Regions from separate parts of the Homo sapiens genome. Here region 1 is linked to region 2. Evidence: chromatin loops called from intact Hi-C (ENCODE). Cell type or tissue: PC-3. All regions are shown on one strand. Links, peaks and the distances in the headings refer to the core of each region. The heading gives the core; the rest is flanking DNA.

Region 1 (9,216 bases), core at 506-8,505, 160 kb after region 2:
GAAATCTTGGGGCATCTAGGAGGGAGGGAGAGGTGCTGATCTAGGAGTCAGAATAGCAGGATCTTAGCTCAGCTGTGAGATCTCAGTGGCTGTAAAGGGTGTGTGTTGCCTGAGATGATCCCCAAGTGCCTTTCCCAGCTGGAACAGACCACATTGTGATATGCACCAAACAGATGGCCTGCATTCTCTGTAGGAGCCTGCACAGCCCAGGTGCAGCTACCATCATTGAGGGCCCTGATTCGGTTGTTTCTCCAAAATTGGCCAAAGCTGCTAGCAGGTTTCTGTCCCATTAGCCACCAGCATGACCAGTGCCTGGTGTCTGGCATGAGGTGAATGGTTAATAAGCCTGAGTTGGATGAATGAATGAACTCCAGTATGTGAGGGAGTGGTGCCTGTGACCCCTAAAGGTGGAGCAGGTTTGGTTTCTTTTAGTATAAATATTTAGAATATGACCATGATTGCAGTTTTTGGCAAGAGTGAATCACTTACTCATGGTCATGGCCTTGAACCTAACCAAACCGCCAGCCAGCACCAGAATAAACTGCACAGAATCGCTGGCCTCAGCCAAAAGGAAATTGACTTTCTATTGACCCATGAGACAGGTCCGGTTTTTTTTTTTCTTTTAAATTTTTTACAAACAGTACAATGTCTAGTAAATCTGACCAAACCAGATACCTCTATTTATTTTTTTCTAAAACCTTGAACTGGAACAAAATTAGACCCCACATAATCCTTATTTATAATATTACTCAATGTGTGCAAATAGTAATGATGTTAACTAACATTCATAGGGCAATGCTATGTGTATTATCTCATGTATTCCTCAAACACACCTATGAAGTAGGTGCTATTTTAATTCCTATTTTACAAGCAAGGAAAAGTTGACAGCTAAATAACTTTTGCCAAGGTCACGCGGCCATTAGAAGGCAAAGTGAGCATTTTAATCATTTGAATCCAGGTCCACTTGATTCCCAAGCTGGTGCTCTCAGCTCTCTGGCTCTCCTGTGTTCTCAGCATCAGCGACAGCTGCAGTTTATTGGGCATACATTGTGAGGCAGTCACAGGGCTGAGCATTCTTCACACATGAGCTTGGTCAATCCCTCCACAGTACTATCAGGAGTGCACCATTGTTAGCTCCATTTTAGCGATGAGGAAACAGGGATTTCATGAGATTATTTAACCTGCCTGCCATCTGTGGATGGTGGTGTTAAGCGCTTCATGTAGAGTGATAGAGCTCAGCAAGCTCCAGGGCAACAAAGAATGGGGGACTTTTCCAGTGTCACACAGTGAATCAGTGGTTGAGCTGGAACAGAACTTCATTGAATACTTTTCATTCACTGCTAGGAGAATGTTGTAGTTAACAGTGGGAGGGGGACCTGCTATAAGGTCAATCTGGTGTGTCACTTGCTCTGGTGGCAGGAAAGAGTTTAGTGGATTAGAGCATATACTTTGGATCATACAGACCTGTGCTCAGGGCCACCATGGGAAAGAGCCTTCCTCTCCCTGAGCCTGTGTTTCTTCTTCTGTAGAATGGAACAATAACCATAGGCCTGCCTCTTGGGTTTGCTGGAGAAGAAAATGAGAGAACACACATTAAATGTCTGGCACAATGACTGCCATGCAGTTAATATGGAATAGCTGTTGTTGTTATGTTGTTAATTGAAATGATCCATGATCCAAAAGAGGCTTGGAAACACTGCACCATATGGAGAAGGCTTGAAATCCACTTCGCAATGACTGCCTTGTGATAGGAAGGAGATGTAAAGGCTGAAGAGTGTCTATAAGTGGTACGCAGGCACTTGGGACACACAAACACATACACACATACATGCTCCTGAAACCTGCACGCACATGTACTTGTGGCATATGTACACTCATACACACGTGCACACACATGTACACACAATATACTTGTACACACATGCTCACATACATGCACCTGCATATGCTCTCACATGGACATACACATATGGACAATATACTCGTGGCATCTATGTTTTCATACATGCATCTGCAACCCACACACACATGCACTTGTAACATACACATGCACAAACAACATACTTGTGGCATACAGATGCTCTTACACATGCACACACATGCATGGACACATGCGTCACACACAATACACTTGTAGCATACACATGCTCACATGCATATGCACACACATACATGCACACACATATACCTGTGCACACACACATTGCATCTGCACACACTCTCTCCCTTCCTTAGCCTGGTGAACACCTACACATCCTTTAGCTCTCAGGCCAAAGGTCACAGCTTTAGGGCAGCCACTTTGACTCAGGCCAGGACACTCAGGCTGAGCTATCTTGGCACCTAGCACCTCCACCTCTCATCCAAACTGTCCTCTCTCAGCCCATAGGTACTTCAGTCCCAGGCTCTGTTGCCATCACTCTAGGGAGCTTCAGGGTGCTCAGGGATCCTCCTCAGCTTGCATCTCATTGCATGTCATTGAATAATTGTAATAAGTTGCTTAATTCTACAATTCCTGCTAGAAGGCCACTTCTGTGAAAGGCAGGGATAAAGCTGACTCTTCTCCACAGATCAGAATCATTTGATGCAGACTGGCACATAGTATGTCTTCAATACCTAGATGCCATTGATTGAACAGAACCACCAGGATCTCATTTGCATGCAAGCTGAAGAATAAGCTTGTTCATATTGGGGTTACCCTGCACAAGATGTCTCCTATGGGGTTTTTAGCCACGGGGTCTCTAATGATTTGGAGCCTCACTCAGAGGAAGCCAAGCCTCAGAATGCTGTATAAATTGGTAAAAAAAAAAAAAAATCTAACTTTGAAATGCATTCCTAGTCACCAGGAAAACACGTTTTGGGGGGAGAGAATGTCTAACAAGCCTGAAATGTAGACAACTCCTTATTGCTTCTGACTGCACTTTCTCCTGGGAAGTTAGGGGACACCAGCAGTTGCCATGAGTAGGACTGACCAGTCACTGTCTGGGCTGAGGCAGACTGCTTTCTTTATTTTACAGCAGTAGGGAACCCCTTGTTAGACATAATGAAGGCAGAGGTTGATGGGCAGATGGAGATGAGAAACACAATGCCTGGTGGTAAAAAGCAGGTGGCTCAGCTTAGAGTCATTTATTTTAATTCATTCATTTATTTAAGAAATAGTTCTGGGCACTTTCTAAGTGCCAGGCACCGTGTTAGCTGCTTGGGACATAGGAGAAAATGGGATAGACGTAGTCCTTGACCTGGGGGTGCTCAAGTTTAGCTGGGGAGGTGGACAAGGAAATAGGAAACCAATATGCAGTGTGATCAGTGCTCCAGGGGGATTCAGAAGAGGAGTTCCAGGGAGAGTGGTGCTGGCTTCTGGAAGAAGGGATGTCTAAGCCAAGATCTGGAGGATGAGCCAGGCTAGGAGATGGGGAAATGTGGTATGAAGGAGGAGAACAGTCAGTGGGCAGACCTCAAAAGGAGAGACATGGCAGGAGTTCAGAGTGGCAGCAGCGGGGTGGGGGTGGTGGCAGGGAGGGCAGGGTCCCGTCATGCACAGCTCATTCCTGAGGACTGCTCCCTAGGGTGATGGCAACAGAGCCTGGGACTGAAGAGCCCATGGGCTGAGAGAGGACAGTTTGGATGAGAGATGGAGGTGCTCACGGGAACTGGGGCTTTGCATGAGGCTGCGGGAGCCTGGTGGGAGTGTCTCTGGGGAGCAGTGATGCAGACCCAGCTGCTGCAGGCCTGGGTACTGGGGATGTGGGTGAAGGAGATTTGCTGTTCACTGCTTTCTCCCCTGGCACATGGACAAGGAGGCCTAGATGACCGCTGAATCCCTCCCAGAACTGCTGTCTGAACACTGGGAACTGTGTGCCCCCCTCCCTCCCACAAACCACCCCATGCCTCTGTCTCCCTGGCCCAGCTCTTTCCATCCTGCAGTATCCACTCTGGCTGCCCCAGGCCCCCTTTTCTCTATCACTACCCAGAAGCTGCATCACTATGACCAGCTCATGTCACATCTCCGGGCCTCAGTTTCCACATTAGTGGGAAACTGATGGGAATAATAACACCACCTACTTCTTCAGCCTTGTCTTCTGCTCATTACCCAGGCAACCCTGGCCCGCTGTCACTACCTCAAGCTCATGGGGCTCTTTCTTGCCTAGAGTTCCTTGCCTTTTCCTTCCTTCCAATCCGTCTCCCCACTTTTGCCTTGATAATTATTCCTCATGTTTCAAACCCAAGCTGAAACGTTGTTTCTTCAGAGAAGCCTTCCTGAAGAGGGGCCACCACTTGTATTCTACATGAATGCTCTGCATATTTCCTTCTTGACTCTCACCCCACTGGTGTACACCTCACTTTTGCATAATTTCTGAATATCTCCTTCCCTCCCTAGGATATAAGCACCATGGGCAGTGGAGATCCCTGACATGCTCATTGCTATATCCTTTCACCTGGCACTGTCCCAGGTATAGATTAGGCACTGGGCCATGAGATGCTGAATTAATAAACGACGAACTCAATGGGTTTAATACTCTCCACATGTATGTAAGTTACTAATTATATTCAAGCCAGACCTCTAAACTAACTTAAACTCAGTTTAATAACACTCATTTATTAACTCAGCTAAATAACTGATTGCAGCTCAATTTGATAAGCAAAGACCATCACAAAATTGTAGTGTAACATGGCCCTGGCCACTAGAGGGAGCTGGGAAGCCATAAAGCCGGGTGGCCTCTAGGACCCCAACCCCCTGTAGAGAGGTGGAAGTCTAATGTTCAGTCATTTTCTATTCAATCCATTCTTTAAAGTCTATAGACTGTTATGAGTTGGAAGGCTAGGGAGAGACTGTTTAGTTCAGTCTGGACACTGAGGCCTGAGGGAGAGCAAGTTCCCTCTGCCTCCCAGGGCTTCATGGCATAGACTTGTTTCTAGCCATGACAAACCTCTCTCTCTTTTTTTTTTTTTTTCAATATTTCTATTTTCTATTATGTAGAAGAGATCATTTTAACTTCTGTCTGTCCATATTTATTGACTTTCTACTATGCGCTGGGCACTGTTTAGGTGCTAGACACTCTGGGGTACAAAACAGGCTCCTGTCTCAATAAGTCCATCGTCTAGTTAGAAAGACAAATGTCAAAAAATACTACATAGCTACCAACTGTGATTGGTGTGAAGGAGAAAGACAATGTTTGGAGACAGATAATAACAGGAACACCTAATTCATTCTCAAGTTCATCCTGAGAGGAAGAGCCATGTAGCAGAAACCTGGAGGCTGTGCAGGGCTGGCAGAGGGACCAGAAGAGCAGACCTTCTGCCCCACATGGCTCTCTGGCTTGCCCACTGCTGCTGGGTGAGTCCCGTCTCCCCTGTGGCCTTCTGCTTTGCCATCTGTGTAATTGTGCACGCATTTCAAGCCTGAGGTTTTGATTAGGAGGGGCTTGTACCTGAGCTATCTGGGGCAGCTGGTGTGTGGCATTTGCAGCTGGTGTCAAAGGAGCCTGGGGTCCAGCTCTTGAGTGAAAGGGGGCTTCCACATGGATGGCCTCACACTGAGCAATGGGCCAGGAGCTGTGGGGTGGCTTTGTTCCAGGCATAGGAGTACTGCAGCTTTAAGACCTAGCACAGGTGTGGCTCTTGGACTGCCTGCATCCAGTCACCTGGAGAGTTGCTTAAGTAGAGAAACTACTGGGCTCCACCCCCAGAGATAATGATAAGGCAGCTCTGGAGGAGGGCCCAGGAATCTGCATGTTAATGAGCTGTCTAGGTGACTCTGATGCATGCTGAGGTCTGGGAACCATTTCCCTAGATCGTCTTGTAGAAAGGATCTGTGACACTCAGGCTTTGAACTGGCCTTCATTGTGTGCTCTATGTGTATTCCAAAAGAGTTGTGGTTAAGCAAAGATATTTTACAATTCAAATCATATCCTGAGTATACTTAGGGCTCTCACTTTAAAGAAGCCCCATTTGTAATGTGAATTTCTATACCAAAGTATAGTTCTTTGGTTCTTGTGTGTTAATTTTCCTAAATGATGGGCATACCTAACTATATACTTTGCAGACTGATTAATTAAATAATGAATTGAAAACACCTGGAATCCAGCTTTGTATGTTGCGGGAGGTCAGGGACCCCGAATGGAGGGACTGGCTGAAGCCATGGGAGAAGAATATGGATTGTGAAGATTTCATGGACATTTATTAGTTCCCCAAATTAATACTTTTATAATTTCTTATGCCTGTCTTTACTGCAATCTCTAAACATAAATTGTGAAGATATCATGGACACTTATCACTTCCCCAATCAATACCCTTGTGATTTCCTATGCCTGTCTTTACTTTAATCTCTTAATCCTGTCAGCTGAGGATGATGTATGTTTCCTCAGGACCCTGTGATAATTACGTTAACTGCACAAATTGTAGAGCATGTGTGTTTGAACAATATGAAATCTGGGCACCTTGAAAAAAGAACAGGATAACAGCAATGTTCAGAGAATAAGAGAGATAACCTTAAACTCTGACCGCCGGTGAGGCTGGTGGAACAGAGCCATATTTCTCTTCTTTCAAAAGCAAATGGAGAAATATCGCTGAATTCTTTTTCTCAGCAAGGGACATCCCTGAGAAGGAGAATGCGCCCCTGAGGGTGGGTCTCTAAAACGGCCCCCTTGGGTGTGGCCATCTTCTATGGTCAAAACTGTAGGGATGAAATAAACCCCAGTCTCCCATAGCACTCCCAGGCTTGTTAGGAAGAGGAAATTCCCACCTAATAAATTTTGGTCAGACCGGTTGCTCTCAAATCCTGTCTCCTGATAAGATGTTATCAATGACAGTGGTGTCAGAAACTTCGTTGGCAATTTTAATTTCACCCCAGTCCTGTGGTCCTGTGATCTCGCCCTGCCTCCATTTGCCTTGTGATATTCTGTTACCTTGTGAAGTAAGTGATCTTCATGACCCGCACCCTATTCATACACTCCCTCCCTTTTTGAAAGTCCCTAATAAAAACTTGCTGGTTTTATGGCTCAGGGGGCATCACGGAACCTACCGACATGTGCTGTCTCCCCTGGATGCCCAGCTTTAAAATTTCTCTCTTTTGTACTCTGTCCCTTTATTTCTCAACCCAGCTGATGCTTAGGGAAAATAGAAAAGAACCTATGTGACTATCGGGGCAGGTTCCCTGATATTGTAGAAAATCTACAGCCTTCATTTCCAGAGAGGGGAGAGGAGAAGATCTGTGGCAGAGGCATAAAGAATTAAATTTCAAAGCTCAGAGTTAAGCTCCTTCAGGATAAAGCATTTATTTATCGTCAGGTTTATAATCACTGCCCATCTGGGACAGGTGAGCCCTGGCCCGTTGTCCCCCAAATGCAGCTAAATGTCTAATGCCCTTGAATTTGCCATTGCTGAGGAGGCTTCAATCCCATGGCTCCTGCCAAGGACAACAATCTGTGGGGTTGGGAACACTCTGATCCCCCTCATTCTGGGTTGCAAAAGAGCTCGGGTGGAGATATCTTGAATCATGGAAAAGTCTTGGCCCTCGGCAAGGAATATTTCATTCAGAGCCCTTATCTCCTTGACCTGCTGCTCCAGTCTCCTGGCTCATCTATAATTTTCCCATTTGTAGGGCAGTTGCAGGCTGGCCCAGGGCAGACCCAACTGAGGGCAATGGTCCTTAGAGCTATGGCCACCCTGACGTGGATGCCTGGTGAGAGGCTTGTGAACAGAGAAGACTAACTGTGGAGATGCTGACCCATTTAGCTTTTACCTGTCCCAGGATGGTTGGAGATCTCTGGGAGAGAGAGAGAGGTAATGAGGACTCAGTTTTGACCAAGGCAAGGTAAGTAAGCACTAAGGTGAGAGGTCTCTTTTCTCTGGTGGCTACTCCAAGTCATGCCAAATCACTGACCCAACCTGTTGGATCAGAGAGAACAAGCAACTGGATTTAGGGCCTAAAGATGCCCTATAATTTGCATTGGTGGAGAGGAAGGAGATGGAATTCAGAGGGACTTGGGAGACAAAATAAAAATGACAGAAACAGGAGATCAGTAATAATGGAAGAAAGGACCCATGGAAGAGAAGAAGGGAGAAGAGGTAGTTATAAGTGCTGGAGAAAAGCATTGTTTTTAGTGTAATTCTTCGTTGTACATATGAATTTTGTTGACAGGTACACTTCATGTATACTTCATGTGTGTACATGAATATTATTCACTCTCTCTCCTTTGACCTCCACTAGAGCTGTAAGACAGGCTGGTCATTTCCGAGTTACCGACCGTATAGTAAAGATGAAGCAGACTCCCTCTCTTGGCATGGCTCTTTCCTTGAAGCCCCACTGTGGAACTCCATTAAGAAGCCACCAAGTTGCTTTTGGCATAGGTCACCCAGAGTCACTGCCACTCCTTGGCAGGAGAAGGGGTACTGGCTTCCTGTGACAAAATGAAGAGTGTGGCCAGGGTACATTAATCTATTGATGCATTCATGAGGCATCAGAAGGAAAAGATAGGAGGGGAGAAGACTCAAAAGGAAGTTGACTGTTGCAAGAGAGCTAAGGCCTGTGCTGTGAATGTCTTATCAGGAATCTTATTCAGTTGGTCATAGGACAAGTGACAGAGCCTGTGGAGCAGACTGGGCAGCTAGCTCAGGACCTGCAGGAGTAGTGATCACAGAACCTGTTTCAGTAACCCCCTGCCATCGGGGATGAGAACATGGTTCCTGGAGTCATTTGAGTTCAAGTCCCTGCTCTGCCACTTTCTAGTTGTGTTCTTGGACAAGACACATCATCTCAATGGACTGTAACTTCCTCTTGTGTAAAGTGGGAATAATAATGACTGTGAGGACTAAATAAAATCAAGCTTAAAAAGCACTTCACACAATAGTAACCACTAACTAAGTATCAGCTGGAGTCATTATAATCATACTGAGTGCCATGAGTGGGGTGGCTTCTTTGCTTTTGCTTTTAAACATGCTCCTCTCCTCCAATTGGCAAATTCTTCTCTTGACTCCAACATTTCTGGGCCACCATTTTACATCTCTTCCGCCTTCCCCACCCAAGTGAATTCTGACATTTTTTTTGGTTTTGAGATTCCATTTACTGAAGAACAATTAACCTCATTTTTGTGGACAAAGGAACTGAGTCTTGGAGATGTGAAGTAACATTATTAAGTGGCTCACTGTGCCAGCACCGTTACTCAAACCCAGTGATGGGCAATACGCTCAGCCACTGCCTTTACCAGGGATGACAGACTT
Region 2 (9,216 bases), core at 469-8,468:
TCTTGAATACACATACCTAGGTTTATATACATACCTAGGTCAATGCCTACTTTTGGAGCTAGAGATGGTGTTAGCCCCACATGAACCACATATACTGAGAATGGTTAAGGATTGGCTTCTATAGGGAAATCGGGGTATTGTTTTTATAAGAAAAGGAATACTGAAAAAGGGAAAAAAATCCAATAGATGTTGACTACAAATAACTAATATTTATTCAACATTTTATATGGGCTGCAAACAGTGCTGCCTTACCTATAATATCTCACTTCATTCTCAGAACAACCCTGTAGTATATGTTCTCTCATGATGTTTACCTTCTCTGCTCACGGAATCCTATGCTAGAATCCTAAACTCAAAGCCTGCAGGGGGCATATGCAAATAAGTGCTATAAACAGGGTGGGGACTTGGAAACATAGAGAGTATCATCCTGTGTGAAGTGTAGCAAACACTTGGTGTCATCTGCTATTTTCACATGGGAATGAAGGTTCAGGGCTACAGATATTCAGAAAATCACTGTGTGGGAAAAAAGTCATGGTTTTGGAAAGGTATGGTTTACTGTTTACCTATTTTCAACCATTGTTCTAGGATATAAGAGTTCAGTAGCATCTTGCCACTCAGAATGTGTCCTCAGGCAAGTGACATTATTATTGCCTGGGACCTAGTTAGAAATGGACAGCTTGAGGCCTCCCTCAGGGCTATGAGTCAGAATCAGTGTGTAACAAGATCCCCAGGTGATTTGTGTGCCCAATAAAGTTTAAAAAGTGCCTATCTTCAAGAGTGGGGATGAACTCAGATAGCATATTAGAATCATAAGAAAAAAACAAAAACAAACAAGCAAAAAACTCAAACTCTTGCCCAAACCCCATTCTGGAAACTTAAATCAGAATTTTAGGGATGGGGTATAGGCAGCATTCCTAAAAGGTTAGTACCTTCATTTAACTATAAAGCCAGGGTTGAGAATTGCTCTTTTAGAGCAATCCTTCATTTTAGGGAGAAAAAATAAAAATCTCAAGAGGTGACAAGGTGAGGATTTCTGGTTTTGTTAATGCCCAAGTAAGTTCATATTGGTTAAACCAAAACCAAACTAAAACAAAACTATGATCTGTAGGCATTAGAGCAATAACAAAAGCAGACAGATTGCAGAGGGGAGTTGAAACTTGAAAGAAGGGCAAGTGAGAGGTGTGTTTCATTTTCTTTTTGAATTTTGATGGACAGCCGGCTATCAAACTCATTGCCTCACACAGGGTGACTAAAATTCTGACAGAACAGCTGCAGTGATTATGATCTAAAATATCAGAGGAGAGAGTTTGGAGCAATCAGTCATTAGAAAGTGAGGAGTAAACTATAGAAAGCAGAGAACCAGAGAAGGACAGCTCTAAATTCTGTGTATAAACTCTTCCTGTCTCTGGTTGACCCCTCTCCCCCAAATTCATATGGAGGGATGCTCCTAGTGCCTTACCCATGGGGAAAAACCCTGAGCTTAAATTTGAATTAATACTCCTGAGGCAGAGCTTACAGTGTGAGTCTAAACAAACTGTAATATTATAGCAAAAGAAAAACACAAACACCTTTTCAGATGAATATAACAGAATCATCAGTCTTTACAACATAATATCCATAATATCCAGAAAACAATCCAAAATTATTTGACATATGAAGGTCAGGAAAATCTTAAGAGAAGAGGAAATCAACTGAGACCAATCCTGATATAATCCATAAGCTACAACTAACAGATAGGAATTTGAAAAACAGCTATTGTAATTATTCTGGTTGAAGTGAAGAAAAATATACTTTCAACAAATAAAAATATATTCAAAATAATAGTAGACAAACATAAACCAAAAAACTATAAAAATAAACGAAGTGGAGGCTTTAGAATGTAAAATACAATCTCTAAAATCAAAATTTGCCAGGTCATTTATGAGCAGAATAGAAATAATAGAAGAAAGATTCAGTGAACTTGAAGATGGATCAATAGAAATTATCCAATCTGAAGAGGAAAAGAAAAATTTTTAAACAATGAATACAGCCTCAGGGATATGTGAGAAAATAATGAAAGATCTAACATTGTGTAACTGGAACCCCAAGGTAAGAGGAGAGATAGAATTGAGTAGTTTTTTTTTTTTTTTTTTTTGAGACGGAGTTTCACTCTTGTTTCCCAGGCTGGAGTACAATGGCATGATTTCGGCTCACTGCAACCTGTGACTCCCGGGTTCAAGCGATTCTCTAGCCTCAGCCTCCCAAAGTAGCTGGGATTACAGGTGCCTGCCTCTACACCCAGCGAATTTTTGTATTTTTAGTAGAGATGGAGTTTCACCATGTTGGCCAGGCCGGTCTTGAACTCCTGACCTCAGGTGATCCGCCCGCCTCAGTCTCTCAAAATGCTGGGATTACAGGCGTGAGCCACCGTGCCCAGGAGATATTTTTTTGAAAGGTACAAATTCTTAAGAATCTCAATAAACCATAACTTAGGATAAATGAGAAGAAGAGTGCACCTTGTCACATCATAGTCAAAGTGTTGAAATCTAAAGGTAAAGAGAAAATATTGAAAAAGCCAGAGAAAAAGACACATTACATTAAATAGAATATCAATTCCAAAGATCTCTGACTTCTCATCAGAAATCATGGAGGCCAGAAGAGTGTGAAACAGCACTCTAATTAAAATGGACAGTCTATCAGAATTTATTTTTAAAAAGTAAGATTCAATTATATACTATTCAGAAGTTATAATTTAAGTATAAAGAGAGGTTAAAAGCAAATGGATTGAAAAAGATATATCATGTAAACTGCAGAGCACAAGAAGTTTAAAGTGGCTATATTAATACCCCAAAAGACATATAATCATGAAGGCGTGTGCTGAATAATAGACGTTCAAAATATACAAGAAGATGTGAGGGCAAGCTGGCTGCAACATCCGTCACCCCATTGATCTTCAGGGTTGATTTGGCTGATCTGGCTGGCTAGGTGGGTGTCCTCTTCCTCCCTCACCACTCCACATGCATCCCTCCCGGAGCTGTGTGCTTGGTAGTAGAGGATGACCATCCCCAATAGAGAAGGACCAGTCTTGGGTCAAGGGTATACCAGTAGCTGTGCTGATAGGACCTCCAAACAAGCTCTCAAAATATACAAAGAAGCAATTGAGAAAATTAAAGGAAGAAATAGAAATTCCACAATCAGAGGCTGTCATCTAAATGGCCTGTGAGGCCAGGACAGCAATAATGATAAAAGCTCCCGAGGTGGGGCTGGTGGGCAGCCAAGGTGAGAACATTGCTCTGAACCACCCCATCATGTTACCGCAGGGGGAAATGAGGACCCCAGGGGTGAAGAGGCTGAACCCAAGGCCTTCCCTCTGGAACCTCAGAATCCTGACATCAAATCCAGTGAGCTTTGGTTAAATGCCCTGGTGATTTTAAATCCTGACATTAAATCCGATGAGTTCTGGTGAGAGGTTCCAGTGCAAGAGAGAGAGAACAAAGATAATGGAAAACAGGAAGGAGGAAGAACCATGGAGGATGCCTCCATTTACAGAGTGAAGGAAGAGAGAATGCAGAGAGGAGACAGAGGAGCCACAGAGAGGAAGAAATAAGCCACGGGGGAGATGGGGGCTGACACTGCTGCTGTCCTCAGAGAGGCACAGCAGGGCCAACTGAGGAAAGACCTTCAGGGCCAGCCATTAGGAGGTCATCCAGAAGCACAGTAGCTAAATGGCTTACAGAGTTCTGGAGTAAGGCTGCCCAAAAAGCATTCGTGACCATGTGAGTGCAGCTGGTGCTTCCACTGGCTTACCAGCTCTGTGACTTTGGACACATACATTTATCTCTCCATGCCTCAGTTTTCTCATCTGTAAAATGCGTAGAATGTTAGCACTTGTCATGAGTTTAAATGAGTTAATAATACACACAAAGCCCTCAGAATGGTGCCTGGCACAGTGTGTGTGTGTATGATTCACAGGCACTTGTTCTTATTGTTGTTTGTGCCATTGCATTGTTGTGGGTGGTGATCTTGAGAGGCAGTTTTAACAGGATATTGGAGACAGCTGTCATTTTCATAACTTATATTTGGACTTCTGGACCTCACGCTAATTTACCTCAAATGACAGTAAGTCAGCACTACTGAATTAATTCATTCATCACATTTCACTTGCTTAGTTTTAAGGGGTCCTCTCACACTGAAGAACAGCGTCCTCTGTGCTGTGTGAGGTGGACTACAACATTCTCCTGTGCCTGGTCAGCTGTGGGACCCAATGCACCAGAGATTGCACAATTGGTACAGAAGGGGGAAATGAGCCAGAAAACAGGGACGGGTGGCACAAGGAGAAGAGGGGAACTGGCTCCTTGCATATCCCCCAAAGCACTATCCAGATATCGGAGCTCCTTGAATCACAGCAACCGAAGGCTGGATTTTGAGCTCAGAGGAATGACCCAGCTCCACACAAGCAAGCAGCCAAGGAGCTGAAGTCTCTGCACTCTGCCTTCTGTCTGGCCACTGGGTGTCACTCTTCATCTATGTTCCTTTGGTGTCAGGGTTCTGAGAAGAAATTCAGCCTTTGCTGTTCTCTCCCTGTGCTGATATTTACCCCTAGAAGCTTCTACTGGCCAGACAGGCAGTATATTGAGAGTGAAATCGCATCAGGAAGCTGACTTCTGATCCACACATGGGAAACCAGCCTGCTTGTCATGAAAGTAAGGAGATTCCAGCCTCAGTAACTAATTCTACAGCAATAGCAGTTGAAAACAAGTCTTAGAAGCATTGAGCAGACATTCTAATGAAGTAGATATGTTACTGAGCTTGGCCAAGGTGGCTATGGGAATCTTACATCTGTGAAGGTGACAGGACTTGCTTTTTCATATTGACATTTAAGAATATTTTGTATCCAAATGTGTTTGTGTGTCTCTGTGTATGTGCGTGTGAGTGTGTGTACTTATTTAAAGGAAATAGCAGGTTTCAGATACAGTTGAGGTCTCCTTTATAGCCCTCCTTAATCACATTCCCCTTCCTTCCACCCTAGAGGCATTCTCTCTTCTGATGTAAGTGGTCTTTCTCCTGTCCATATTCTGATGCTCTTATTAAATCTGTACATGTTCATAAATATTTAACAGTATGGCTTTGTACATTTAAAAGTTTATACAAATTGTTGCCCAATACCATTTACTTGTGCTGTCTGTATAATTCCATTTTCTTTTTGTTTCTAATTTTATTAGAATTTTGCTGTCAGTTTAATAGTCATTTCTTTGCAGTTTAGTCTGTGTTTTTTCTCCCTTTTTAAAAAAAGTTGTGATAAGAACACTTACTATGAAGTCTACCTTTTAACATGCTTATTCTATCTCTTTCATTCATAGTTTTTTAATTTCTCATTCTTGCAGTGCTGGTTCACTGATCAGTTGCATCTGTTGTTTTTTTTCTCTTGGTGTTCAATTTCCTTATTTGATTTGTATCTGTTTTAACTATGAACTACTTTGAACTATAGTCATGCATTGCTTAACTCTGGATTCATTCTTGAGAAACGAGTCATTAGATGATTTTCTTGTTGTGTGAACATCATAGAGTGTACTTTCGCAAACCTAGGTGGTATAGCCTACTGCATACCTAGAGTATAATATTGCCTAATGCTCCTAAGCTACAATCCTATACAACATGTTACTTTCCTGAATACTGTAGGCAATTGTAACACAATGGTATTTATTTGTCTAAACATAGAAAAGGTACAGCAAAAATACAGTATAAAAGATAAAAAATGGTACATTTGTATAGAGCATTTACCATGAATAGATATTGCAGGAATGGAAGTTGCTCTGGGTGAGTTAGTGAATATGAAGGCTTAGAACATTACTGTATACTACTGCAGAAAAAATTAGCCGGGCATGGTGGTGGACGCCTGCAATTTCAGCTACTCGGGAGGCTGAGGCAGGAGAATTGCTTGAACCCAGAAGGCGGAGGTTGCAGTGAGCTGAGATCAACACTGTACAGTTAGGCTACACTAAATTTATATAAAAAAAATTCTTCCTTCAATAATTAATTAACTTTAGCTTACTATAGCTTCTTAACTTTATAATCTTTAATTTTTTAAAACTTCTTGATTCTTTTGTAATAACACCTAGCTGAATGCACAAACACATTGTAAGCAGTACAAAACTTTTTTTTTATTTATATCCTTATGGATATGGTTTGGCTCCGTGTCCCCTCCCAAATCTTGTGTTCAATTGTAATCCTCAGTGTTGGGGGAGGCATCTGCTGGGAGGTGATTAGATCATGGGGGTGGATTTCCTCTTACTGTTCTCATGATAGTGAGTGAGTTCTCACAAGATCTGATGGTTTAAAAGTCTGTGGCACTTCTCCCTGTTGCTCTTTCTCTCTCCTGTCACCTTGTGAAGAAGGTGCTTTCTTACACTTTGCCTTCTGCCATGATTGTAAGTTTCCTGAGGACTCCCAGTCATGCTTCGTGTTAAGCGTGTGGAACTGTGAGTCAATTAAACTTCTTTTCTTCATAAATCATCCAGTCTCAGGTAGTTCTTTATAGCAGTGTGGAAATGGACTAATACACTTATTCTGTAAGACTTTTTTTCTATTTTTAAAATTATTTACTTTTTTTTAACTTTTGAAACTTTTTTGTTAAAAAATGAAGATACAAACACACACATTAGCCTAGGCCTACACAGGGTCAGGATCATCAAGATGTCACTAGGTGATAGGAATTTTTCAGCTCCATTTGTAATCTTATGGGATCACTGTCATATATGTGGCCTGTCATTGACCAAAATGTCATTATGCAGTGCATGACTGTATTCTTCAGCGTTTTAAGAAAATGGGCTTCATGTGAACCCCGCACTATGAAAATATCCTTAAGGAGTTGTTTTTGCCATTGTTTCTGTTGTATTCTTAGAGAATCAACATCCAGAAACCAGTTTTTGTCACTAACTCCTCTGAATGGGGTTCCTGCACAATGCATGGTACTTTCTCAAGGTGCAGGCCTGGGTGTTTGACTTTTCCTTGTAAGGCCTCTAACAGATGCAAAGCTTCTTCAGGGTCTTCTCCTGTCAAAGGAAGTTTTCCAATTCCTTTTTGATGGAACATCAACCCTTCCAGCCTGCAGGCTTTCTGTAGGGAGCAAATTTCCCACTCCCTGGCTTCACATGGGCTCAAGGTCATTGTTAACAGGTGGGGGCAACAGAAGGCTAGCCCCCAGCTCTGTGGACCAGTGTAGGCTGAGAAACTCCAGGATCTCCATGGCATCTATTTTCACCTCCTGATCGGGCTCTGATCACCGATTTCTGCTTTTGTTTCTGGCTCCCGGGTCTGTCTGTTCTGTTTCTTTCTTTCTTTCTTTCTTTCTTTCTTTCTTTCTTTCTTTCTTTCTTTCTTTCTTTCTTTCTTTCTTTCTTTCTTTCTTTCTTTCTCTTTCTTTCTCTTTCTCTCTCTCTCTTTTTCTCTTTCTTTCTGTCTCTCTCTCTTTCCTTCCTTCCTTTCTTTTTCTCTCTCTTTCTCTCTCTCTCTTTCTTTCTCTTTTCTCTCTCCTTTCTGTCTCTCCTTTCTTTCTCTCTTTTCTTTCTTTCTCTTTCTTCTGTCTTTCTCTCTCTCCTCTTCTCTCCTCTTCTCTTCTCTTCTCTTCTCTTCTCTTCTCTTCTCTTCTCTTCTCTTCTCTTCTCTTCCTCCTCCTCCTCCTCCTCTCTCTCTCTCTCTTGTTCTTTCTCTCTTTTTTATTCTCAGAATCTTGCAGTGGCATGATCATGGCTCACTGCAGCCTTCACTTCCTGGCTCAAGTGATTCTCCCGCCTCAGCCTCCCAAGCACCTGGGGCTACAGGTGAACATTATCATGCCCAGCTAAGTTTTTGATTTTTTGTAGAAATGGGGTCTCCCTATGTTGCCTAGGCTAATCTCAAACTTCTGGGGTCAAGCAACCCTCCCTGCCTCAGCCTCCCAAAGTGCTGGGATTACAAGCATGAGCCACTGTCCCTGCCAACCCTTTTTTTTCTTAAAGCTAAATATGCATTAAAATATTTATGTTTGTCACACTTTATCCTGGCTTGACCTTAAGCAATTCTATTTCTTTTCTGTTTTTCTTATCAGTGGTTTTCAAGCAGGGTCACCTGTGCTGTGGGAAGGATCAGTGGCAGGACTGCAGACCCCTGCCCTCTCCTCTGCTTTAAACAGGGCAGTTCTTCCTGTGTCCTGCTCCATGACAGACCAGCTGTGTGACCCTGGCAAGTACTTCATCTCTTTATGCCTGTTTCTACACCTGTAAAAAGGGGACAGTGGTAATGCCTGCCTCACAGGAATGTTATGAGGATTAAGTGAGATAATACATAGAAAGCACTCAGATTAGTGCCTGGTTCGAAGTAATCACTCAGTAGGTGATCCTTATGGTTATTGAGCTCCAAGTTTTATTATTTTTAAATAATTATTCTGAATGAAAAAACAATGTGTTTTTAGATCTAGAAATGGCTTTAAAAGCACTGCACTTTCTAGACTGGCTATTGTACTTTTTAAGGACATTCTGGTTTGAAAATTCTTTACTTCTATGTCAACTCTATAGTAGGAAAGTTAGTTTTAGCCAAGTTTGAAGCCTACCAGAGTGGGTATAAAGATCTCTATTGTTTATAATTATTTTTTTTTCCAGCCCCCTGACATCTTTCAACCCCACTTTCCATCCTTTAGCAATTATACTTTTTCTTAGTGATTCACAGTGAATTTGTCCTAAGTCATGGAATCAAGTTTTAATGGTTATGCAAGCTTCTATCTGACCGAAGCCAGCCTTGCTTCCTGGTTCTTCAACTTTGTGTCACCTCTGTTTAGATTTTATGCTGAAATCACCTAACCACAAAGGAATCTTATTTAATGGTCCCTCTCTAACCCTTACGTTTATGGCAACTTCTTCTACATTTCCCATGCAAGCAGGGTCTATGTCGTCTCACCGAAAGGATAGGAGTTAAGGAAAGGGCTTTGCTTTGTTTCATGAGAGAAGGTGCTATTGGGAGAGGCATTTTTATTCCCACACAGCAATTATTCAGCACAATTTTCCATTGATGAGCTGGTGGTAGCTCTTCTTATTTGGCAGTGTGACTGCATTATGGGCTAGTGAGAGCATGAGTTGGGGTTTGGCGGTGAGCAATGAAGGTTGAGGATCTCCCCAGGATTTTCACCACATCACAGTGTGATGCGCAGATGGTGGAAGGTCTCAGACCTTGCACCTTTATTTTTCCCCTTGGCCTTAATTCAGG

What was found. A loop is a pair of places that touch in the nucleus more often than their neighbours do. Peaks named below come from ENCODE experiments on the same cell type or tissue, not always from the same donor. Only the 100,000 strongest peaks of a DNase experiment are listed, where the experiment ranks them.
Region 1: a loop joins it to region 2, with 7 times the contacts of the local background. A loop is called at or near these places in 12 of 110 quality-filtered maps.

The regions. Positions count from the first base shown.
Region 1 is chr5:148,953,267-148,962,482 of GRCh38, reverse strand. No RefSeq gene overlaps it. Among named protein-coding and RNA genes, the nearest start is that of MIR584, 100 kb to the left of the region's middle. RefSeq lists an enhancer at 5,494-6,066. In PC-3, for the core only: a CTCF peak has its summit at 4,685 (motif pointing right); DNase peaks (open chromatin) are centred at 1,002, 4,692 and 5,702; H3K27ac peaks cover 1,245 bases.
Region 2 is chr5:149,110,151-149,119,366 of GRCh38, reverse strand. It overlaps the pseudogene RN7SKP145. Among named protein-coding and RNA genes, the nearest start is that of ABLIM3, 27 kb to the left of the region's middle. In PC-3, for the core only: CTCF peaks have their summits at 4,284 and 4,488 (motif pointing right); DNase peaks (open chromatin) are centred at 686, 4,506 and 5,516; H3K4me3 peaks cover 1,248 bases; H3K27ac peaks cover 1,615 bases.